Regions from separate parts of the Homo sapiens genome. Here region 1 is linked to region 2. Evidence: read pairs that join two places in POLR2A ChIA-PET (ENCODE). Cell type or tissue: A673. All regions are shown on one strand. Links, peaks and the distances in the headings refer to the core of each region. The heading gives the core; the rest is flanking DNA. Region 1 overlaps LOC124905979 (a long non-coding RNA gene). Region 2 holds the start of LOC124907744 (a long non-coding RNA gene).

The links. ChIA-PET counts read pairs that join two places held together with the same protein. Peaks named below come from ENCODE experiments on the same cell type or tissue, not always from the same donor. Only the 100,000 strongest peaks of a DNase experiment are listed, where the experiment ranks them.
Region 1: POLR2A ChIA-PET joins it to region 2 with 7 read pairs; 2 of 35 experiments call an interaction of 5 or more read pairs at or near these places.

What each region holds. Positions count from the first base shown.
Region 1 is chr2:26,950,011-26,962,322 of GRCh38, reverse strand. It overlaps LOC124905979 (a long non-coding RNA gene), which reads left to right. Exons shown (of 3, transcript XR_007086251.1): 2 at 6,989-7,033; 3 at 11,742-11,808. It overlaps DPYSL5 (dihydropyrimidinase like 5), which reads right to left. Exons shown (of 13, transcript NM_020134.4): 13 at 11,972-12,312. Among named protein-coding and RNA genes, the nearest start is that of MAPRE3, 14 kb to the left of the region's middle. RefSeq lists an enhancer at 12,254-12,312. In A673, for the core only: no CTCF peak of the experiment used is centred there; a DNase peak (open chromatin) is centred at 4,602.
Region 2 is chr2:27,103,766-27,116,077 of GRCh38, reverse strand. It overlaps CGREF1 (cell growth regulator with EF-hand domain 1), which reads left to right. Exons shown (of 6, transcript NM_006569.6): 2 at 11,701-11,791. The coding sequence starts at 11,712. It overlaps LOC124907744 (a long non-coding RNA gene), which reads right to left and starts at 11,701. Exons shown (of 2, transcript XR_007086252.1): 1 at 11,302-11,701; 2 at 1-1,454. In A673, for the core only: no CTCF peak of the experiment used is centred there; no DNase peak of the experiment used is centred there.

The sequences.
Region 1 (12,312 bases), core at 3,403-5,902, 150 kb after region 2:
CTACAGGCGCCCGCCACCACGCCCAGCTAATTTTTTGTATTTTTAGTAGAGACGGGGTTTCACCGTGTTAGCCAGGATGGTCTCCATCTCCTGACCTTGTGATCCGCCCGCCTCGGCCTCCCAAAGTGCTGGGATTACAGGCGTGAGCCACCGCGCCTGGCCCGGCATTCTGTGTTTGTATTTGCTGTATCTGGCAACCTTATCCTAAATTCTGAGATTGGTCTTGAAAGGGACAGCTTCCTCCAGGGAGCTCCAGACGGGAGAAGGCTGCTATGGCCACTCACTCGCACTCGAGGCAGAGGAGCCTGAGCTGCTCTGGGGGCAGGGATTGGGGCCTGGTAACCTGGACACACCTGCCATTCCTTCAGCTTTATCTGTTCACATCGTAAGCCAAAGCAGCGACCACTGATGAGCTGAAAGCGCCATCTGGAGGCCTTTACAGGTAGTACAGTGGCCACGGGCCATCCCACAAGATCCAGGACTTGGGGAGCAGAGAAATGCCAAACCAGACAGAGACCACGCAGAAGAGGAAGCCAGCCTGGAGGTGGCCAGGGGCAGGGGAAGATGGATCTTCCTGGCATTTTCGGTTTTCAGCAGCTGCTGCTCTGGCCGCCTGGGGGTGAAGTCACTCTCCACAGGAGGTTACTGGCTAGGGCTTCACGTTCCTGGAATCCTCTGCCTCTCCAGCTGTTCCCAGCTCTTCCCCAGGCTGGAATTCATGGCCTTAGGAGAAGCACCATAACCTGGGTTGGCTGAGGGTATTAGGGCTCATGCTTGAGGGTAGTTTTAAAAATCTTCACCCTCCGTCCTCAGAGGCTCATCAGTCATGATTATCTTCCAAGACAGAACAGTCTTTAATCCCATGGGCCAATAGTTACAGGGAATTTCAGCCCCACTCCAACCTTAAATCAGTAACACATACGTGTATAGCAAAGTACTTAGCATACAGTAGGCGTTTAATAAGCATTACTTCCCTTTTCCCTCTGGATTGAATGCCTCTCCTCCTCACCTCCATCTCATCTTCCCAGGCTCTTTGTATGTGATATGAAAGGCTACCCTTAGCATCTCCTTCTTCCTCAGTCTGGGGGCACAGGCACTGAGGACAGTCGCTCCTGGTGAACTGACCTCCCAAGCGGGCATGGCCTGCCACATCCCCAATCCTTTCGGAGCAGCAGAAGGCCAGATTCTCAGCATCTCTGTCAGCTCAGGGTTCAGATCCCGGGTCTGACTGTGGAGAGATGAACAGAAAGGCTGTGGCAGGTAATCCAGAAAAACAAAACGATGAAATAAATTTAAGGGACGCAACAATGAGTGTGGAAGGGAGGCAAAAAAGATTGAGAGGTTGGGAAGTAGACGTCTGGAGGGAAGATGTGTCCAAGACAGTTAATCCCCAAAGTCGCTCCTTTCACTCACTCTCAGGAAACTCACCTCACAGCCCCCGAAACGCCTTGCTCTGTGGGGGAAGAGGCTGTCTGAGGGCCGGGGAGGATCCCAGGCTCTTGGAGAACCCAGGCAAGGGCAGCAGTTCTGCTTGCTGCTCAGCGAGGGCCTGCGTCGGTCACCTAACAGGCTGGCTGGGATTCTTGACTGTCCTGGATGTAACGCGCTACGGAGGGAAGGTGCCCCAGCTGCTCTCCGGAAGTCCTGAGGGGACTCCTGGGCACATGCTGAGTTCATCAGCTGCTCAGGTTATCAAGAGCTAGCGGGGCATTGTCTTTGCTTCTGCAAAGCCCCTTTGGTCCTTTCCTCTGCATGGGTGAGCACTCTCTCTGGGCACCTTCAGTCAGAAAACTCCATTCTGGAGGGTTGGTGCCACATTTTAAGATAAGGATGGTGGCCGGGAGCGGTGGCTCACACCCGTAATCCCAGCACTTTGGGAGGCTGAGGTGGGCGGATCACTTGAAGCCATGTGTTCGAGACCAGCCTGGCCAACACGGTGAAATCTCGTCTCTACTAAAAACACAAAAATTAGCTGGGCACAGTGGTAGGTGCCTGTAATCCCAGCTACTCAGGAGGTTGAGGCAGGAGAATCGCTTGAAGCCAGGAGTCGAAGGTTGCAGTGAGCCCAGATTGTGCCACTGCACTCCAGCCTGGGGGACAGAATGAGATTCCATCTCAAAAAAAAAAAAAGCAAGTTCTTAGGCCCCACATCAAAACTACTGAATCAGAAACTTTGGTGTGGCGCTTAGCAAGCTGGGCTTAAACAAGTCCTCCAGGTGATTCTGATTCATGCTAAACTCTGAGAACAACCCTGAAAGCATGAATGTAGTGGGCAGAAGTAAAGACTGCAATAATGTGTGAAATTGGAAGAGCTGTTTATGAATAAGATTGTTCTGTGTGCCTTCATAGGAAGAGTTAGGATAAAGGGGCACAAGCTGAAGATAGATAATTTAGTTTCAGTTAAGGAAATGATACTGAATAAATAGAACTTGCGGGGAGTGTGATATATGCCTGCTGAAGGCACGCCGTCACTGGGCTAAACATCCTGCGTCCTGAGTTAGATGATTGGTTAGGGATGTGGTAGAAATTTCTGCAGAGGTTTAATTAGATGTGTGCAAGAAATCTGCAAACTCAGAAAAGCCATGATTTCATTCTTCTTGCAAATCTTTTCTTCTTCAGCTCTTTATCAAGAGCCAGGGCAAACTTTTGGTTGTTCTGCCATTCCCAAGAACCTCTTTCAGCTGAGCATTTATAGCTTTTTGTTACAAACAGGCAAATACTGAGGGCAGGTGGCTATTCTAGCCTGCTGGGCAGGATTTTCTCAGGACTGTTCCATTCTGGACCAGCTGTGCAGCAGCTTAGAGAACAACTTCCTCTACCACCATTCTGGAACTTCCTTATTTTCTTGCTTATGCTGAATGTCCTATTTCCTTCATCCCATGTCTTGTTTTTTTTTTTTTTTTGAGACAGGGTCTCGCTCTGTGTCACCCAGGCTGGAGTGAGTGGCAGGATCTCAGCTCACTGCAGCCTCTGCCTCCCAGGCTCAAGCGATCCTCGTGCCTCAGCCTCCCAAGTAGCTGGGACTACAGGCACATGCCACCACTTCCAGCTAAGTTTTGTATTTTTAGTAGAGACGGGGTTTTACCATGTTGGCCAGGCTGGTCTTGAACTCCTGACCTCAAGTGACCCACCTGCCTCGGCCTCCCAAAGTGTTGGGATTATAGGCGTGAGCCACCGTGCCTGGCCCATGTCTTTTTATTATTCATTTTGGTGGAGCACACTCTCAAATGGACTCTCTAATAGGTTCCAAGGAAGGTCAATCTTTTCAATCTTGCATGTCTGAAAATGACTTTCTTCTATAATACCTTAACAGTTGGTTGAAAGTTTGGCTGGGTACAGAATCCTAGGTTAGAAATTATTTTTCTCAGAATTTAGAAAATCTGCTCCATGATCTTCCATCTTCTAGTATTTCTGTTGACAAATTGAGTGACATTCAATTTCCAATTCTTGTATGCAGCTAGTATTTTTGTCTCTTGCTGGCTCTTGAAGCATCATCTCTGTTGTTCAGAAATTTCATGATGATGTCTCTTCAATCTGGAAATGCATATTTTTTAGTTTGGGAAATTTTCTTTTATTATTTCTTTGATAAACTCCCTTGCTTTGTTTTTTCTGTGCTCTTATTTCTGGAATTCCTGTTAGACTGATCATCTAATTTTCTTGTCTTTCCTGTTTTCCTTTTGTCTTTTAATGAATCTATTCTCTTTATCTTTAGAATTTTCATTTACTCCTTGAGTCGTGTTTCCTCTGAGATACTTTGTTCTTATGTTTGTTTTGGGTTGTTTTTTTTTTTTTTTTTTTTTTTTTTGAGACAGAGTCTCACTCTGTTGCCCAGAGTGCAGTGATATGATCTTGGCTCACTGCAACCTCCGTCTCCCAGGCTTAGGTGATCTCCCACCTTAGCCTCCTGAGTAGCTTGGACTATAGGCACATGCCACCACACTTGGGTAATTTTAAATATTTTATTTATTTATTTATGGAGACAGTGTTTTTCCATGTTGCCCAGGCTGGTCTCAAACTCCTGGACTCACAAAATCCACCCACCTCAGCCTCCCAAAGTGCTGGGATTACAGGCCTGAGTCATTGCGCCTGGCTGGCTGGACTGTCTATCTTTTTGGAGGTTTTCTTCATCTTTAAGAGTAAGACGCAAACCGGCTAACTGAAAGATTGAAACTCATGCGTGGGGCATGTGGGTTGAGGTGTCTCACCATAGAAGGATTGCATGGGAACTGGCCAAATTACTACCGGATCCCTCAAATATCAGAATGTAAGTATTTTCTCTTCATGCCAGTTAGCTTGCCTAGAGAGGGATCCTCAGATTTCTTGCCTGGGGAAATACAGTTCTCTGTATTGGTTATGGTAGACGGCATGGGAAGGAGGCTGGGAATAGGCTGATGTCACTGTTCAGTGTTCTGTCCTTCTCTAAATCCACCTAAATTCATCCTCTCCCCTTGGCAGCCTGAAAGAGAGTGGGACAGTTGCTTGCAGGAGCTGGAGGATCTATGGGTCTAACTGCTCCTCTCAGAGAATTTTAGCCCGTCATCCTGATTTCACTCTCTGGCCTTTGGAGATCCCAGGAGCTGCTACTGGGGATTCTTTATTGGGCTCTGGGGAGCTAAATGGCTTCTCATTGGTTGCCTTCATGGCAGGCAGTCATTTCAGCTTCCTCCACGCTGCACCCGCTCATCCATTTATTTTATACCTTCCAAATTTTGTTGATATCCCTCATAAGCCATAATCTCATTTCCCATTATCTTTTCCCATGTGGCTTAACCCTTCTTTTTAAATGTCACTTTGGTGAGGATTTGAGAGGGAATATAGAGAAATAGGTGTGTTAATTTGCCACATATAACCATTAATCTACTCATTGATTTTACATTTGTTTTGTTTGAAAAGTGCATAAAGCTCTAAGTTTAACTCTAAATGACATTAGCTAGATACCACACATTTTATGTTTTGTATGAAAATATTTCTATTTTGTATAAACACGTCACAATTTACTTGTATTTTTCCTTAATGGTTTCTTGATGTTGTGGTTTATGTCTAATTTCATTGCAATGCGAGCAGAGAACAAAGTCTGTGAAATATTAATACTTTGGAATTTTTTGAAACCTGCTTTGTGGTTTAGTAAATGGTCAATTTTTATAATATAATTCTTTTATTGTGGTAAAAGACATGTATTGGCTGGGGGTGGTGGCTCATGCCTGTAATCCCAGTACTTTGGGAGGCCGAGACAGGTGGATTGCTTGAGGTCAGGAGTTTGAGACCATCCTGGCTAACATGGGGAAACCCCGTCTCTACTAAAAATTAGCCGGGCGAGGTGGCACATGCCTGTAGTCCCAGCTACTCGGGAGGCTGAGGCAGGAGAATTGCTTGAACCCAGGAGGCGGAGGTTGCGGTGAGCGGAGATCATGCCGCTGCACTCCAGCCTGGGCGACAGAGAGAGACTCCGTCAAAAAAAAAAAAAAAGAAAGAAAGAAAGAAAGAAAGCCTGGCTGCTGGAAAATTGAAGTTTGAAGAAGCCTCAGCAACTCCCACATGTGGTGGCTAGTCCTAAAATACCAGTGATGGAGCCTCCAGCTTTCCTCTTCTGTGCACGCCAGGAACCCTTCTGTCAGATGCGTGCAAGATGGGAAGGGGCCGTCAAAGCACTGCCACTGAAGTTTCCTTCCCTTTAGGACTCAAAATGCCCACCGTCCTCCCCAAGAGAAGTTGTTCTCCAGCAGCTCTGATTCCTCAGCAGTAAAGGAATCAAAGTCTATCCCCGGGGGCAGTCTATTTTACTGAAATTAACCCCTGCAGTGTCTTGAAACTTGGCATCATTGGGGACTGATCAAAAGACAATAACTCTCTTCAGGGTAAACTTAGACTGTAAAACTTCAGAGGATTTTTTTTTTGAGACGGTGTTCACTCTGTCACTAGGCTGGAGTGCAATGGCATGGTCTCAGCTCACTGCAACCTCCGCCTCCTGGGTTCCATCGATTCTCCCACCTCAGCCTCCTGAGTAGCTGGGACTACAGGCGTGTGCCACCACGGCTGGCTAATTTTTGTATTTTTAGTAGAGACGGGGTTTCACTATGTTGGCCAGGCTGGTCTGGAACTCCTGACCTCGTGATCCGCCCGTCTCAGCCTCCCAAAGTGCTGAGATTACAGGCATGAGCCACTGCGCCCGGCCCAGAGGATATTTTAAAATCAAGAATTCCAGTAAAATGAGGCATAGTGGCTCACGCCTGTAATCCCAACACTTTGGGAGGCCAAGGCGGGAGGATCGCTTGAGCATGGGAGTTCTAGACCAGCTTGGGCAACATAGGGAGACCCTGTCTCTACTATAAAATTGAAAAATTAGCTGGGAGTGATGGTGCATGCCTGTGGTCCCAGCTACTCTGGAAGCTGAGGCGGGAGGATCGACTGAGCCCAGAAGGTCGGGGCTGCAGTGAGAGGTGATTGCACCACTGCACTCCAGCCTGGGTAACAGTGGCAGACCCTGTATCCAAAAGAAAAAAAATTCCAATAAAGCAAGAGGCACTGAGCAGATGATGAAATTTAAATATGCATAATTGTAAGCAACTGTTTTCAGTGTGAAGCGATCTTTTTTCCCCCTCGAGGTGATAAATTAATGCAGAATGTGAAATCAGGAATTTTGGATATTGCATAAATGATTTCAATGAGAATTTGAGTTTCATGGCTAGAAATATTCCAAAAGGAAAAAAAATTTGAGTTTCTGCACTAAAGCTAATAGCTAAAGCTTTTTGTAAATGTGATGTCAAATGTGGGATTTTGATAGCAGTATAGGATATTGCTACTGAAATGCATCACAGTTGGAAAAATGTGTGCTTTATCAATTTGTTCAATAAAACTCACATAATCTGAAGTTATGTAAATCAATAGAAAGCTTCAACAGCTTTCTGGATAGCATTAAAATAATAAATTATACTTTCTTAACAGTTGCTTATTAATTTTACCTGGTTAGTCTCTGTTTTTCTTTTCCTAGAATTTCAGATTGGATTTTGGAAGTTTGGACTTAAATAGCTTTAAGGTAATGGACACTTGTTATTCAAAGGCTTCACAAAGTTGGTTATGTAGTTAAACTGAGCCTCTCTGTGTGTCTGCATGTAAATGCGTGTGTGTGTGTGTGTGTGTGTGTAAATCCCTAAATTAAAGCTTAAATTTTGACCCATGAGTCAAGAGGATTTCAGATAAAACCTCAAGAGCTCGTATTTATGTGAATATTTCTTGTTACTGCTATCTTTGTGTCTTTGTGCCCCACAGGCAAATAGTCTTTTTTTTTTTCTTTTTTTTTAGGCGGAGTCTCACTCTGTTACCCAGGCTGGAGTGCAGTGGCGCAATCTCCGCTCATTGCAGCCTCTTCCTCCTGGGTTCAAGCGATCCTCCCACCTCAGCCTCCCAGGTAGCTGGGATTACAGGTTTGCACCACCATACCCAGATAATTTTTTTGTATTTTTAGTGGAGACAGGGTTTCACCATGTTAGCCAGGCTGGTCTTCAACTCCTGACCTCAAGTGATCTGCCCACCTTGGCCTCCCAAAGTGCTGGGATTACAGGTGTGAGCCACCACGTCTGGCCAAAAGTCTTACAACTGATACTGAATTTCAAAAAATTCCTAACTGCGAGAATCATCTAGCAAACACCGGAAAAACTTAGTATAGCAATACAAACCATATTTAGTTGCTTAAAGAAGTCACATACTGTAAAAAGAGAAGCTTTTAGCTCATAAAAGGGAACCATATAAATTTGAAAAGGTAGATCCGACTTTAGCCAGGTGATCAAAGTCAACATCATCAGTAATAGGTCATTTTCATAGTATATACCCTTGATGCGACGTGAGGAAAACGGCACCTTGCTTTTATGGTCTTCCTTTTAAAAACTCTTAACACCAGCCTAACCATTTAGAAAAACAACAGACAAATTCCAGTAGAGAGTATTCTATAAAATCTCTGAACAATATTTCTCAAAACTTGTCAAGGTCATCAAAAACAAGGGAAGTCTGAGAAACTGTCACAGTCCACAGAGCCTCAGGAGACATGACAACTAAATGTAATGTGGTGTCCTGGAGGAGATCCTGGATCAGAAAAGGGACATTCGATAAAAACTTAGGAAATCTGAATAGGCATGGACTTTAATTAATGATAATGTATCAGTGTTGGCTCACTGATTTTAACATGCTAATGTAGGATGTTAGTAATAGGGGAGGCCGGGTGTGGAGTAGATGGAAACTCCGCACTATCTGTGCAGCTGTAAATCAGACTTTTCTAAAAAATAGTCAATTTAAAAAAAGCTACACAGGGATAGAATGTGTTGCTTTAAATGTAAGGAAACCTTAAAATACAAAGGATCTAATTTATTTAAACATTTTTAAAGGAGGCAGAACTCACTGGGCTAGAAGTGATATATACACACATTGCACTAATAACTGTGCATTCAGTTATTGTAGATGACCAGGTAGTGGTAAAGTGAAAATTAGGTGCACTGGAAATTTGAGATTGGAGTGGAGCTGGTAAGCAGACCTTCCTTGCACCCTCTAGGAGTTGACTTGTCATCAAGAAAAGACTTGAGGCCAGGCGTGGTGGGTCACACCTGTAATCCTAGCACTTTGGGAGACTGGTGGATAGCCTGAGCCCAGGAGTTTGAGACCAGCCTGGGCAACATAGGGAAACCCAGTCTCTACAAAAAATACAAAAATTAGCCAGGTGCAGTGGTGCACACCTGTGATCCCAGGTACTCTAGAGGCTGAGGTGGTAGGATTACCTGAGCCTGGAGGTCGAGGCCACAGTGAGCTGTAATTGCATCACTGCACTCCAGTCTGGGTGACAGAGCAAGACTCTGTCTCAAAAAATAAATAAATAAAATAAAAAAGAAAAGACTCAAAGCTAAAGCCCAGTGAGAGCTTATAACTGGCAGGAGGTATAGAATTAAGAAAATAAAAGTTTTTAAAGAACCAAGCCCATAGTGTCAAAATTTTTGTATTAATTGGAAATCTGGGCATATTTGGTATTTTATTTATTTCTATGAGAACTTTTTGGGCTATTAAAGTGAGCATCTCATAATTAACTTAAAATGTGTAACTTGGCCAAGCGCAGTGGTGCACACCTGTAATCCCAGCACTTTGGGAGGCTGAGGCGGGCAGATCACGCGGTCAGGAGTTCAAGACCAGCCTGGACAACATGGTGAAACCTCATCTCAACTGAAAATACAAAAACTAGCTGGGCGTGGTGGTAGGTGCCTGTAATCCCAGCTACTTGGGAGGTTGAGGCAGGAGAATTGCTTGAACCCAGGAGGCGGAGGTTGCAGTGAGCCGAGATCCTCCACTGCACTCCAGCCTGGATGACAGACAGAGCAAGACTCTGTCTCAAAAAAAAAAAAAAAAAAAAAAAAAAAAGTGTAACTTAAAACTTCTAATTTTAGGTTGAAATATTGTTTATTCTTAGCATCAAAACAACTAATAAAGTGTGAAACTCAGTATATTTATAAGTTTAATTTATTAGATTGGTAATAATTATTTGGTACTTAGGAAAGGTATTTAAAAGGGAAATCAAATTTTAAATGTAGTTGAAAATGTTGTAAGGTGTTCAAGTTCATAAATGGAATCAAAGTCACCTTAAAAGCAAATGATAGAATTTGGTAGGGTTACAGCTTCTAATGGAACAATGAGGTCTACGAGGCAAACTGAAAAAGCTTAGAAAAGCATTTGCAGGCCTTCCCCACCCTGTGGCATCCCCGGCTACTGAGACTCATCAAGCCTCCAAGAGCTGTGTGAAGACGCTGGGCTTGTCATGCAAACCCCTAAGTCACCACCCACTGTGGAAGGACCCATCTTCCGCATCTCTTACAATGCCATGTCTTGTCTTTCAGCAATGGAAAAATTTTTAACTCCTGGACAGGCACAGTAATAGCCCAATGAATGTATAGGTATACAGAAAGTGACCATGTAATTTATTATACAAACCAGGACATGTTTGACAGTGAAAGTGGACACTGTTAATAATTATTCTGGGGCAATAGACTTAAACCAGGATTGCCCTGAGCAAACCAAGACATCTGGTCCCTCTAGTTCTAAATGTATGGTTGTAAATCCAGAAGGGAAAGTAAAGAACTCACTTTCCATCATAAGACAGTACCCAGTGTCAGCAAAATGCCAGATCCTTTACTGTTCTACTGGGAAAGCTCTAAGAGCCCTTTCAAATGTCTGTTGTTACAACACTGTCAAATAGCCTGTTATTAACTTAGGACTCTAAGGTCTACCAGCCCCTACATATCATGAGGTTTCTTCTTCACACCTGGGTGTCATGAGACCCTGTGTCTTCCACTGACTAAAAAGCAATTTTTTTTTTTTTTTTGAGACAGTCTCGCTTTGTCGCCCAGGCTGGAGTGCAGTGGTGTGATCCCACCGCCACGCTCGGCTAATTTTTTGTATTTTAATAGAGACTGGGTTTCACTGTGTTGCGCAGGCTGGTCTTGAACTCCTGAGCTCAGGCAATCCTCCCGCCTTGGCCTCCCAAAGTGCTAGGATTACAGGCGTGAGCCACTGTGACTGGCCGACCACAATGCAATTCTTAGCGTTAGTCTCTACCGGTGTACAGAGGTCAGTCTGTAATTCTGAGTTAGAAAATAGAGGCTGGTGGCTGCCTAGCTGCTGACTGGTGTGGTTTCTCCAAATCCGGATTCTCATAAATGATCAAGCCTTATTTTAAAGTCTGAGTCTGTGGTCTTTGATTTTTCTACAACTACATACATAAAAAGGCACCCTATGTCTTCCTGGGTATCTTTTATTTTTTCCCTGTAGACTGCCTGATAGACGCCTTGTGCCAAATGTGTGGTCATATTATTTTTTTCATCCAAACCCAATGGATTTTTGGCAGTTAACCCAATTCTGGTGTGCTCTCCTGTTGTGGGAAAACAGGGTAACAGACACTTTGGCCCAATACATTGCAGGGACTCGGCATCCATCTCAAGCTGGCAAATCCATCTCAACCTTCGAATTTTAATGTTAAGAAATAAGTACAGTGACCACATAGTACTAGAAGCCACAGTTTATTTTTATTTTTATTTTTTTTGAGACAGAGCTTCACTCTTGTTGCCCAGGCTGGAGTGTAATGGCGCGATCTTGGCTCACTGCAACCTCCGCCTCCCGGGTTCAAGCGATTCTCCTGCCTCAGCCTCCTGAGTACCTGGGATTACAGGCATGCACCACCACACCTGGCTAATTTTGTATTTTTTTTAGTAGAGACGGGGTTTCTCCATGTTGGTCAGGCTGGTCTGAAACTCCTGACCTTAGGTGATCCACCCGCTTCGGCCTCCCAAAGTGCTGGGATCACAGGCATGAGCCACAGCACCCGGCCTTAGAAGCCACAGTTTTACCCTTTAGTGTGAAAGAGTTTAATCAGATAATCCTCCTAACATCTGACTGAGCTCTAGAGGGAAGGTAGAGGGGTCTCAATGCAATGGATGGGGTTGAGACTACAGAGGGCCAACTCCAAAAGCGGGGTTCTAGACAGCCGGAGAGCAGCTGGAAGGTCCTTCAAAGGCATATTGGCCTTGGGACAGCGCTTTGTCTTGTGATTTTTTTTTTTTATGAGGCCATCGTTCCATCAGCCAAACGTTCTGCCGAGTGGAGAGGTGGCTATGGGCTTCCAAAATGGTAGCCAAGAGAATACGCGACTATAGGTAGATGGAGTGAGTCTAGTTTTTTTCCCTTTTGCATCTAATTCTTCCTCCTAATTATTTCAGATAATTTGGCAACCTTGTCCCTGGAAATCTGGCACCACTGGGGCTCCTGTCTCTCAGAATTAAAAAAAAAAAAAAATCCAGTCTCTGCACAAGCCTCCCAGTGAGCTGCCACCCAATAGGAGAGACAGATCAAAGCTGCCTTTTCTTAGCAACTGAAGCCTTGCCCAGCCACCGTAGAAGAGATCTCTGCCAAACTCCCTCCTCTTTGAAGAAACACAACAGAGTCCAAGTGAGAAGTAGCTACAGTTTAATACAAACCTGCACCAGAACACAACGTGTCGGGCTGTTTAGTTTTTGCCTCAAACGGTGGCCAAAGCACAGGACCATGTGTCGTCTTGGGGTTGACACAGTCTTAGCACCATGACATTTACAGGGGAGTGGGGAAGTCACCTGGGTGCTGGGGTGCTGGAGGCTCCATCCGACCCCAGGCTGTGCCTGCGCCTCAGCAGCTGGAGGGGGTTTGGGTTTCCTTGTGGTTCTGTGGCTTCTGGGTCAGTATCAGAAAAGCCCTCATCACGACATCGGCTTGACAGAGACCTACTGTGGACTCCTAGCACTACACACACGCACG
Region 2 (12,312 bases), core at 5,661-8,160:
AAAAACAATTTTTGTTTGTTTTTTTTAGAGATGGGGGGGGTCTCATTTTGCTGCCCAGGCTGGTCTCGAACTCCTGGCTTCAAGCAATCCTTTTGCCTTGGCCTGCGAAGTACTGGGATTACAGGCGTGAGCCATTGTACTCAGCCCAATCACTTGCATTTTTGAGGTGGGCTATAACCGAATGCTAAGGTTGTCAGGAGGGCCCAGGACATTCCAGATTGAGGATGGAACAGGTTGGGCAAAAGCACTGAAAAGTGAAAGTGGAAAGTATTTTAGGAGACTCCAATAACTCCTTGGTTTGAAGCAGTGTGCTATCATAATACAGCACTGGAAGATGAGTCAACAGTAACTTGATATCTGATTGTAGAAGGCCTTGAATGCCCAGGTGAAGATTCTGGACTGTAATCGAAATAGGGAGCCACTGAAGGTTCTAGAGCAGTGGAATTCTAGCAAAGGATGATTTATCTGATGTGGGTGTGGAGGGTTCTTTAAGTGGAGAAAATACCAGAGACAGGGATAACACTAAAAGGCTTGTATATTAGTTTGTGCCAGAAGTAATTCATTATTCATTTAATGTTCACTGTAACCCTGTGAGGTAAATATTATCTCCAGTATGTGGATAAGGTAACTGAAGTTTAGTGAGAAAAATTAATTTACCCAAGGTCACAGGGACACTCAGTGGTGGAGCTTGGGTTTAAAAGTAGGTCTGGCTGTTTCCAAAGCTCTGTTTTCTGTCCATTAAACATACTGAAGAGTTAAATATATGAGGGGTACATAGGACCAAGAAGAGGAGAGTGATAGTCATTCACGGGGTAGGACTCAGGACCAGGTGCATAATTTGCAGGGCTCGGTGCAAAAATGATTGAGAGTTTCAAGATAGTGACAACAGAGCATTAGCCTAAGCACAGGGCCCCTCTGAGAGCGGGGAACTTGTGACTTCACAGGACGCACACCCATGAAGCCAGCCCTTACATGGTTGGTTTTCCAATTACTATGGCAGTGTAACAAACCACCTCAAAATGTAATGGCTTAAAAGGATAATGGGCCCAGCATGGTAGCTCATGCCTATAATCCCAGCACTTTGGAAAGCCGAGGCAGGAGGATTGCTTGAGCCTGGGGGTTTCCAATCAGCCTGGGCAACATGTGAGACCCTGTCACACACACACACACACAAAAAGATAACGTTGATGTTGACTTTGCACATGAGTGCAGGCTGTGGAGACAAGCACATTTCTACTGCATTCAGTGTTGGCTGGGGCAGCTCAGAGGCTGGGGGTTAGAATTATCCGGAGCTTGGCTCTCTCCCCTGTCTGGTTGTTGGGCTGGGAAGATTTGAGCTGGAGGCTTCTCAGGCATCTGTTTCTAGGTGGGTTCTCCACACTCTCTCTTCCGTAGGGTGGTTTCGGGGAGACCAGGCTCCTTCCATGGTGGCTCAAGGTTCCAGAGGTGCACATCTGTGTGTCAAGTGAAGGGGAGAACCAGAACCAGGCATAAGCTAGGTCACTTTTATTACTTGGACTTGGAAGTCATGTAAGCACCATTTCAGCAACTCATTAGAAGCCAGTCACTAAGTCCAGATCATATACAAGGGGAGGCGAGTTAGACTCCAAGTTTTGTGGGAAGGAATGTCAAAGAATGTGTAGACAGGTTTTTAAAGCTACCACAGTGGCCTAATGAGTGAGAGGATGAGTGGATCTGAGGGGTGCTTCCCCTTTATGCCTGAACGGCTCCCCCCAGAGTCATCCTTTGGAGTTCACAGACATCCTCCTTTAAAAGGCATCTGAGGGCCGGGTGTGGTGGCTCACACCTATAATCCCAGCACTTTGGGAGGCTGAGGCAGGCGGATCACGAGGTCAAGAGATCGAGACCATCCTGGCCAACATGGTGAAACCCCGTCTCTACTAAAAATACAAAAATTAGCTGGGTGTGGTGGCGTGCACCTGTAGTCCCAGCTACTTGGGAGGCTGAGGCAGGAGAATTGGTTGAACCTGGGAGACGGAGGTTGCAGTGAGCCGAGATCACGCCACTGCACTCCAGCCTGGTGACAGAGCGAGACTCTGTCTCAAAAAAAAAAAAAAAAAAAAAAAGGCACCTGCTAGTATGTAAGAACACGTGAAGGCTGGATGATGAGTTTTGACAGCTCTGAGGGATTTAAATGACTCCAGTGCCTCCTGTCGGCCTGGGTCCTAGCAGTAAACAGATAGGGTGGAGAAAGCAATTTGAGAGGAGCCAGGTGGGAAGGGGGTGTGTGAAGCCACTGTGGGGCCGTGCAGATGAACTCTTGGAAGGAAAAAGGCCTTATTGTAGATCAGGCACTGCACTTTACACATCTTGTCTCATTAATTAAACCCTCACCACAGCCCTGCCAGAGGTGCTCTCGTCAGCCCCGCATTACAGATGGAGAACCTGAAGCACAGAAAAGCCGCACAGCTAGTGGGCTGCGGAGCCCAGATTTGAACACAGGCAGCCTGAGGTCAGGGCCCATACCCCCCAACTTTGGGCCGTACCACCTATTCCATAGCAATTCTGTGTTTTTCTTGCGTTAACATTTGTATCTTTTCCTACTTACATATTTGCAAGCTTTAGGGGGAAAAAGAAAAAGTAATTCGACCTTAAGAGATCAGCTTAGTGATAAGAGAGTGCCTCACATATGGCAGGTGTTCAATAAATATTAAAGAAATGAATATTTATCCTTATTGTACAAACTTATATCTAACTTGCCTTCCCTACGGATGCTTGCCCTCTGGTCTTTGTCATGTGGCAGCTGTTGGTGCTTTCCATGGTATTCTCTGTGGCACCCAGGCCAGGGAGCCAGAACTTCTGGCATTCTCCTGGTCAACTGGCTCTCTCAGCCATTAGGCACCCCTCCTTCCACCTTAGAGACTGGAACCCTCAGCTGACCTCAGCCCCCTTCTTCAAACCAGCAGCACTCTAGATACAAAGAACTGGGAGAGGCAGCCCTCTCTCTGCCCATTCACCCAGACCCTCCTTCAGCTGCTGCTTCCTGACCTCCCAGGCACCCTGTAGGCAGGGCCTTCTCTCTAACCTTCCTGGAAACAAGGCACTCATCTCTGCGGCTCCTGGACCCCATTCAGTACCCATAGGGTTTCTAGGGAGATTTCTGTCTTCTACTTCCTGCTGAGGCCCAGGTGGTGGAACCCCACCCTTCTGGGGACCCGGGAAGCCTCCACACACTAGCGGCAATTCCTTCAGTTCTCTGTCACTTGTCTCCTCGAACGTGATTTGTGGTATATTTCATGACACAGAAGTTTAAACTTTTGATATACTCAAATCTGCTCATTTTTTCCTTTTAAACTTTCTGAGTTGATGTATTATATTTAATGGTTCTATCACATAATATGGTTTGTTCAGCCATTGCCTAAATGTTAGACATTCAGGTTGCTTACATTTGTTTGACTAATATTAATAGCACAGCTATACATATCTTTGTAATTTCTTTTCCATTTATATTCTTTTATGTAATCCCCAAGACGATATTGTTGGGTCAGAGTTTTAGGAAATTAATACACATTTCCAGACTGCTCTCTAAAAACATTTCAGGTTTATAGTTCCAGAAGCAGTAAAGGTTAATACTCACTGATTCAGTTTCCTTAGTGATTGTAAGACTATCAAAGCTTATTTCTTTTTGCATCAGTTTTGCTATTAAGTTTTTCTAGGAAATTGGCCATATCCTCTAAGTTTTCAAATCTCTGCTGTTTCTTTAGTTATGTCCCTATTTTCCTTCTTAATATTGTTTGTGCCTTTTCTATTTGTTCTTTTAGTCTTTGGTTTATTTTTTTCTGAAATGGGGTCTCACTCTGTCACCCAGGCTGGAGTACAGCAGCACAATCACAGCTCACTGCAGTCTCAACCTCCTGGGCTCAAGTCATCCTTCACCTCAGCTTCCCAAGTAGCTAGGACTACAGGCGTGCACCACCACACCCAGCTAATTTTTTAAAATTAATTTTTTGTAGAGATGGGGGTCTCACTATGTTGCCCAAGCTGGCCTCCAACTTCTGGGCTCAAGCAATCCTTCTGCCTCAGCCTCCCAAAGTGCTGGTGAGAGGTGACAGTGTGTGCCCTCGCTCGTTCTCGGCGCCTCCTCGGCCTTGGCGCCCACTCTGGCCGCGCTTGAGGAGCCCTTCAGCCCACCGTTGCACTGTGGGAGCCCCTTTCTGTACTGGCCAAGGCCGGAGCCGGCTCCTTCAGCTTGCAGGGAGGTGTGTAGGGAGAGGCGCGAGCGCGAACCGGGGCTGCGCGCGGCGCTTGCCGGCCAGCGCGAGTTCCGGGTGGGCGTGGGCTCGGGGGCCCAGCACTCGGAGCTGCCGGCCGGCCCCGCCGGCCCCGGGCAGTGAGGGGCTTAGCACCTGGGCCAGCAGCTGCTGTGCTCTACTTCTCGCCGGGCCTCAGCTGCCTCCCCGCGGGGCAGGGCTCGAGACCTGCAGCCCGCCATGCCTGAGCCTCCCCACTGCCGTGGGCTCCTGCACGGCCCAAGCCTCCCAACGAGCGCCACCCCCTGCTCCACGGCGCCCTGTCCCATCGACCACCCAAGGGCTGAGGAGTGCGGGCGCAGGGTGTGGGACTGACAGGCAGCTCCACCTGCGGCCCCGGTGCAGGATCCACTGGGTGAAGCCAGCTGAGCTCTTGAGTCTGGTGGGGACTTGGAGAACCTTTATGTCTAGCTAAGGGATTGTAAATACGCCAGTTGGCACTCTGTATCTAGCTCAAGGTTTGTAAACACACCAATCAGCACCCTGTGTCTAGCTCTGGGTTTGGGAATGCACCAATTGACACTCTGTATCTAGCTAACCTAGTGGGGACGTGGAGAACCTTTGTGTCTAGCTCAGGGATTGTAAACGCACCAATCAGCACCCTGTCAAAACAGACCACTCCGCTCTCTGTAAAATGGACCAATCAGCAGGATGTGGGTGGGGGCCGGATAAGAGAATAAAAGCAGGCTGCCAGAGCCAGTAGTGGCAATCTGTTCAGGTCGTTTTCCATAGTGTGGAAGCTTTGTTCTTTCGCTCTTTGCAATAAATCTTGCTGCTGCTCACTCTTTGGGTTCACACTGCCTTTATGAGCTGTAACACTCACCACGAAGGTCTACAGCTTTACTCCTGAAGCCAGCGAGATCACGAACCCACTGGGAGAAACGAACAACTCCAGACGCACTACCTTAAGAGCTGTAACACTCACTGCGAAGGTCCGCAGCTGCATTCCTGAGCCAGCGAGACCACAAACCCACCAGAAGGAAGAAACTTCGAACGCATCCGAACATCAGAAGGAACAAACTCCAGACACGCCGCCTTTAGGAACTGTAACACTCAACCGCGAGGGTCCGCGGCTTCATTCTTGAAGTCAGTGAGACCAAGAACCCACCAATTCCGGACACACTGGGATTACAGGTGTGAACCACAACACCTGGCTCTCTTTGTTCCTAATTGAAATTGCCAAAGGTTTGTCTGTTTTACTAGGCTTTTGTTTCTTTGTATATATATATTTTTTATTTTACTAGTCTTTTTAAAGAAACCACCCTTGTTTGGCTCTGTTGCTTCTCTTTATTGTGTTTTTAATTTCTGCTATTATTTCATTTATTTTAATTTCTTTAAGTGTAGTCTCTTTTATTAGTGCTGTTTTTGTTATTTTTGGGTTTGTGTGTGTGTGTGTGTGTATTTTTTTGGAGATAGTCTGACTGTCACCGAGGCTGGAGTGTAGTGGTATAATTGCAGCTTACTACTGCCTCAATGTCCCACGTTCAAATGTTCTTCCCACCTCAGCCTCCCTAGTAGCTGGATCTACAGATGTATGTCACCACACCCAGCTAATTTTTTTAAAAATTATTTTCTGTAGAGACAGGGTGTTGCCCAGGCTGGTCTCAAACTCCTGGGCTCAAACAGAGACTATGTTGCCCAGGCTGGTCTCAAACTCCTGGGCTCAAGTGATCCTCCCACCTCGGCCTCCCAAAGTGCTGGAATTACAGGCATTAGCCACACACCCAGCCTTTACTTTTTATTTCTTCTTTTTCATCTTTTCCTGCTTTTATTTCTTCTTTTTCTGCCTTTCTTTTAGTTCAGTTTTTAAAATTCCATTAATTTTTTTCTACTGGTTTGAGGCTATACATTCCAGTTCTAATTTTTTAATGGTTATCCTTAAAATTTTAACATGCTTTTTTTTTTTTTTTTTTTTTTTTTTGAGACGGAGTCTTCCTCTTGTTGCCCAGGCTGGAGTGCAATGGTGTGATCTCGGCTCACCACAACCTCCGCCTCCCAGGTTCAAGCGATTATCCTGCCTCAGCCACCCAAGTAGCTGGGATTACAGGCATGCACCACCTTGCCCAGCTAATTTTGTATTTTTAGTAGAGACAGGGTTTCTCCATGTTGGTCAGGCAGATCTTGAACTCCCAACCTCAGGTGATCCGCCCACCTCGGCCTCCCAGAGTGCTGGGATTACAGGCGTGAGCCACCGCGCCCAGCCTTAACATGCATATTTAACAAAGTTCATCAATATGTCCACTCTCTTCCCAAACAGCCATCTTTGCTTTACATGTCATTGTCCAATATTGTAGTTCAGACCAGCTTTTTTGCCTCATATATTAACATAATTAGCATTGTTTAACAGTCTATGTCTGTTTAGATTTAGCCACATACTTTGTGATTTCTTTGCTCCACATGTTTTCTTGCATTTCAAACCCTTTTTTTTTTTTTTTAAGACAGGGTCTTGCTCTGTTGCCCAGGCTAGATTACAGTGGTGTGATCAGAGCTCACTGCCTCCTTCACCTCTTGGGCTCAAGCGATCCTACCACCTCAGCTTCCTGAGTAGCTGGGACTACAGGCACACCCCACCATGCCCGGCTAATTTTTTCCTATTTTTTGTAGAAATGGAGTCTCACTATATTGCCCAGGCTGGTCTTGAACTCCTGGGCTCAGGAGATCCTTCCACCTCAGCTTCCCAAAGTGCTGGGATTACAGGCACGAACTCATATCCAGCTGAATTTCCTTTAATGAAGGAATGTTAGTGGCAAATTCTCTAAGTTATTTGCCTAAAATTGTTTTTACAAGGTAGGAGGATTGCTTGCACCCAAGACCAGCCTGGGCAACAAAGTTGAGACCCTGTCTCTACCAAAAAAAAAAAGCTGGGCATGGTGGCACATTCATGTCGTCCCAGCTACTTGTGAGGCAGGAGTGGGAGAATTGCTATGATCATGCCAGGAGTTCCAGCCTGGGCAACAGAGTGAGACCCTGTCTCTAAATAAATAAATAAATAAATTTGCTTCACCTCATTCTGCAAGATAATTTTGCTGAGAATAGAATTCTAGAATATCAATTTTCTCCCCTCTCTGAACACATTAAAATACTATATTACTGTATTTGGGCATCATTGATGTCAAGAAATCAGCTATCAGTCTAATTACTTTTCCTATGAGATGATTTGTCTTTTCTTTCTGACTGCTTTTACAATTTTTTTTTTCTTGAGTGTTCTATTTTAGAAAAATAGGTCTAGGTGAGAATTTCTGTTTATTTAATCTGCATTGAATTGTTGGGCTTCCTGGATTGGCATATTCCAGTGTTTTGCAACCTACTGGAAAAATGTCAGCTATTATTTCTTCAAATACTGCTTTTTTCCAGTTGTATCTCTTATCTTCTCCATCCACCTTGCCACTTAACCTCTGTTTTATATTTTCTATGTCTTTGACTCAATGAACTGCACTCTGGATAATTTATTCAGATCTATTTTCCAGTTCATTAACTCTCATATCAGTTGTGTCTAATCAATTTAACTCACCCGTTGCATTTTTATTTTTATTTTTTATTTTATTTATTTTTTTAAGACAGTCTCACTCTGTCGCTCAGGCTGGAGCGCAGTGGGGTGATCTTGGCTCACTGCAACCTCCGCCTCCTGGGTTCAAGCGATTCTCCTGCCTCAGCCTCCCGAGTAGCTGGGATTACAGGCGTGTGCCACCAAGCCCAGCTAACTTGTGTATTTTTAGTAGAGACGGGGTTTCACCATGTTGGCCAGGCTGGTCACCCATTGCATTTTTAAAATCAATCTTTTATTTCTAAAAGTTATGTTTGTTTCCTCTTCAAATCTACTTGGTCATTTTTATGCTCTTATTTCTTTCTTTCTTTCTTTTTTTTTTTTTTTTTGAGACAGAGTCTCGCTCTGTGGCCCAGGCTGGAGTGCAGTGGCATGATCTCAGCTCACTGCAACCTCTGCCTCCCAGGTTCAAGTGATTCTTCTGCCTCAGCCTCCCGAGTAGCTGGGATTACAGGTGCCCACCACCACGCCTGGCTAATTTTTTGTATTTTTAGTAGAGACGGGGTTTCACCATGTTGGCCAGGATGGTCTCAATCACCTGACCTCGTGATCCACCAGCCTCAGCCTCCTAAAGTGCGGGGACTACAGGCATGAGCCACCACACCCGGCCTCTTTTTTTTTTTTTTAAAACATACTGTTGCTGGCCGGAAAACTCTTATTTCTTCCTCATAGTTTCAAGCTTCCCTTTAATTTCTTAAAACATGTGAACTGGCCGGGTGCGGTGACTCATGCCTGTAATCCCAGCACTTTGGGAGGCCAAGGTGGGCAGATCATGAGGTCAGGAGTTTGAGACCAGCCTGATCAACATGGTGAAACCCCATCTCTACTAAAAATACAAAAATTAGCAGGGCGTGGTGGCACATGCCTGTAATCCCAGCTACTTAGGAGGGTGAGGCAGGGGAATTGCTGGAACTCGGGAGGCAGAGATTGCAGTGAGCTGAGATTGCACCACGGCACTCCAGCCTGGGCAACAGAGCGAGACCCTCTCTCAAACAAAACAAAACAAAAAAAATGTGAACTGTATCTGCTGTATATTCTGTGTGTAACAATTCCAACACAGCTTTTCCAAGTCTACTTTTCCCTGCTATTGTTTTGCTGGCTCTTACTCAGTGTCTTATTTCTTTGTATGTTTATAACGTTTTGGCTATGAGTTCATATTCCTGGAAACTTTACCTATGGAAATTCTTTGAGGCCTGGATTAGAGTTGCTCCAGAGATGTGTGTTTTCCTCTGCCAGTCATCTGGGGGTGCCATCAACCAGGTTGCACTTCAAAATACATTACCTACTTTAGATGTTCTGACCATACAGGTAGCATTAATAATTCAGGCTTCAAACCCACATTAGAGGGCAGGCGCAGTGGTTCATGCCTGTAATCCCAGCAGTTTGGGAGGCTGAGGCGGGAGGATCACCTGAGATCAGGAGTTCGAGACCAGCTTGGCCAACACAGCGAAACTCTGTCTCTAGTAAAAATACAAAAAATTAGCTGGGCATGGTGGCACATGCCTGTAGTCCCAGATACTCAGGAGGCTGAGGCAGGAGAATCGCTTGAGCCCGGGAGGTGGAGGTTGCAGTGAGCTGATATCATGCCACAGCAACTCCAGCCTGGGCGACAGAGTGAGAGAGACTCCATCCCAGAAAAAACAAAAACAAAAAATCCACATTAGATCAGGCTTGTTATAGAGTCTCAGGGAGAGTTTTTTTTCTCCCTTCTACACAGCACCAAAATCAAGAAAGGCAAAATTCTTTGCTGCCCTTCTTCATGACAAATTTACTTTTTGTTCATGTTCAGAGTGTAGCTGTTTGGAATCCCAGCTTTACGTAGGGAATCTCCTGTTAGTCTCTTCATATCAGGTGGGCCCAGGTATCATCTCTGGTCTCCTTTACAGCACAAGCACACTGACAGGCAGCTCAAGTTCACCTGGGTTTGGTTTGGCAGATACTCCTAAGGCAAAAGCTAATGTCAAGCTCACTTTCCCCCAGATTACTGTTTTCACTGCACATTTGTACTGTTGAGGATTTCTTGCCAACCCAGTGCTTTTGAAAAGATACTTTCTATTTTTATCCAGCTTTGTGGTTACTTTCATTGGGACATTTACTATTACACTCCCAGAAGTGGAAGTCTGAATGTTTTTCTAGTCCATCCTTTTTCTGGGCTGTGACCCTTTGACGGTTTCATGTTGATACAGAGATCTCAGTTCCAATGGCCTACCTTGAACGGGCCCAGGACCTTGTCTTCTCTTCCAGGTGCAACGACTAAAACCCTAGGATTTATGTTGCCAGCTGATGTTGGTGAATACCTTTAGGGCAGCTGTGGCTTCAGCATCTATTTTTGGCTACTGGGGCTTATAGACACCAACAAATTATGTATACTCACTTTATCTGTTGGGCCAGTTGTATGCATAGAAAAATGAAGACGGGCCAAGTGCAGTGCCTCACGCCTGTAATCCCAGCACTTTGGGAGGCCCAGGCGGGCAGATCACCTGAGGTCAGGTGTTCAAGACCAGCCTGACCAACATGGTGAAACCCCGTCTCTACTAAAAATACAAAAATTAGCCAGGTGTGGCGGCAGTTGCCTGTAATCCCAGCTACTCGGGAGGCTGAGGCAGGAGAATCACTTGAACCAGGGAGGTGGAGGTTGCAGTGAGCTGAGATCATGCCACTGCACTCCAGCTTGGGTGACAGAGCAGGACTCCTTCTCAAAAAAAAAGAAAAAAAAGAAAAATGACAGGTTCTGTGACTCTAGGTAGCTTCATCTTCTTGTGGACTTCCATGTTTAGCTAGTTTTCCCTTAAGGTAGCTTTAAAAGGCAGAATTTTGTTTATCTTCCCATTAGCCAGGTGCTTACCTGCTCTACCCCTCATCTCTTAGGAAATGGAAGTCCATCCTGGCAGTGGTTCTGAACCTTATTAGGGTCATGGGTTGCTTGGAGAATCTGCTGAAAGCTATGAACCTTCCTCTAGGAAAACCCAGTGTCAGCCAGATGGGGATGTTCCTGATCTCTGCTAGACCATCAAGCATCTGACGGTTTTTCTTTCTAGAGATGGGCTTGGGGTCTCATGCCTTGGCTTTGGTGGGCTTCTGCTTCCTCAGGAACTCACACTACCTGTACATACCCTGGGACTCACCAGAAAGCTTTAGGCTCTGTTTGATTGGTCCATTCTATCCTTGACTGTTTTCATATACTCAAGTGGTTGATTTTGCCAATGGGCCTAAGCCATGTCAGTCTTAGGGGAAGTTTTTGTTTTTTCCTTTATAGTGGGTCTAATTTTCCTAACTGCATTTAGCAAATAGCAATTCCTGGGGCCACTGTTGGTCTGACCCTGATTTATTGTGTTTGCAGTTTGTACTTGAGTTTAGACCTATTTCAAGAAGTCTGCGCCTCTTTTGATTTGTTCTTCAGTGGGTTTTTAATAAACACAAACAGTCCATTTCTCTTTTTGCCTGTGTTTAAGTCTTGGTCTTTTTGTGACTCCCTGCGTTTCTTACCTGGCCTTTTTCTTAAACTTTCTGCGCTCCTTTCCATCTGTAAGATGAATGGGCTGAAGGAGGTCAGATATGCTTGCGCTGTACTTCTCTGGGCACCTTGGCACCTAGTGGGGAGCAAGGGAATGGGGCGTGGGGTGGGGATGCGCCCCCAGCTCTGCTTCCGCCACAGCAGGCCTGCCTTTATGTGCTTTATATACAAGAGCTGGAGTGACATTTATTTTGAGCATAGTTCCATGGGATCCCTGCTGTCTGTCTGTGAGTCCTCCCTGAGCAGGAGTCCTGTCTTTGGGGCTGCAGGTAGAAGCAGGCAGAAAATGCGCTTGTGTCTAACCCAGCCCATCTGTGACACGGTGGCAGACGCCTCTTTCCCCCGACCCCTGATTCTCTTCCTTGTTCCAGTTCCAGGAAGGATGTTACCTTTGACGATGACAGTGTTAATCCTGCTGCTGCTCCCCACGGGTCAGGCTGCCCCAAAGGATGGAGTCACAAGGTAACAGGGTTATGAGGGCAGGGCCAAGGGCTGGGAGGAGGGAAAGTCTCTAGAGAATCCAAGGGTGTGGTGGGCCCTCTGGGAGGCAGGAGACTGGGGTGTAGGTTCCCCGATCTCTGTATCTCCCTGCCATCAGCCTCCCATCTTGTGCCTGTCAGAGTGCCACAAAGTGGGCATTCAGTACATGCTTGCTGGACCCATTTGGAATCAGAGAACTCAGCTCCAGTGCATCGTGAAGAACAGGGAAGAAGCTGTGGCGCCAGAGAAGTGGGGGCTGCAATTGTTTGTTTGTTTGTTTGTTCTTGAGACAGAGTCTTACTCTGTCGCCCAGGCTGGAGTGCAGTGGCATGATCTCAGCTCACTGCGAGCTCCGCCTCCCGGGTTCAAGCAATTCTTCTGCCTCAGCCTCCCGAGTAGCTGGGACTACAGGCGCCCGCCACCATGCTGGGCTAATTTTTGTATTTTTAGTAGAGGTGGGGTTTCACCATGTTGGCCAGGCTGGTCTCGAACTCTTGACCTTG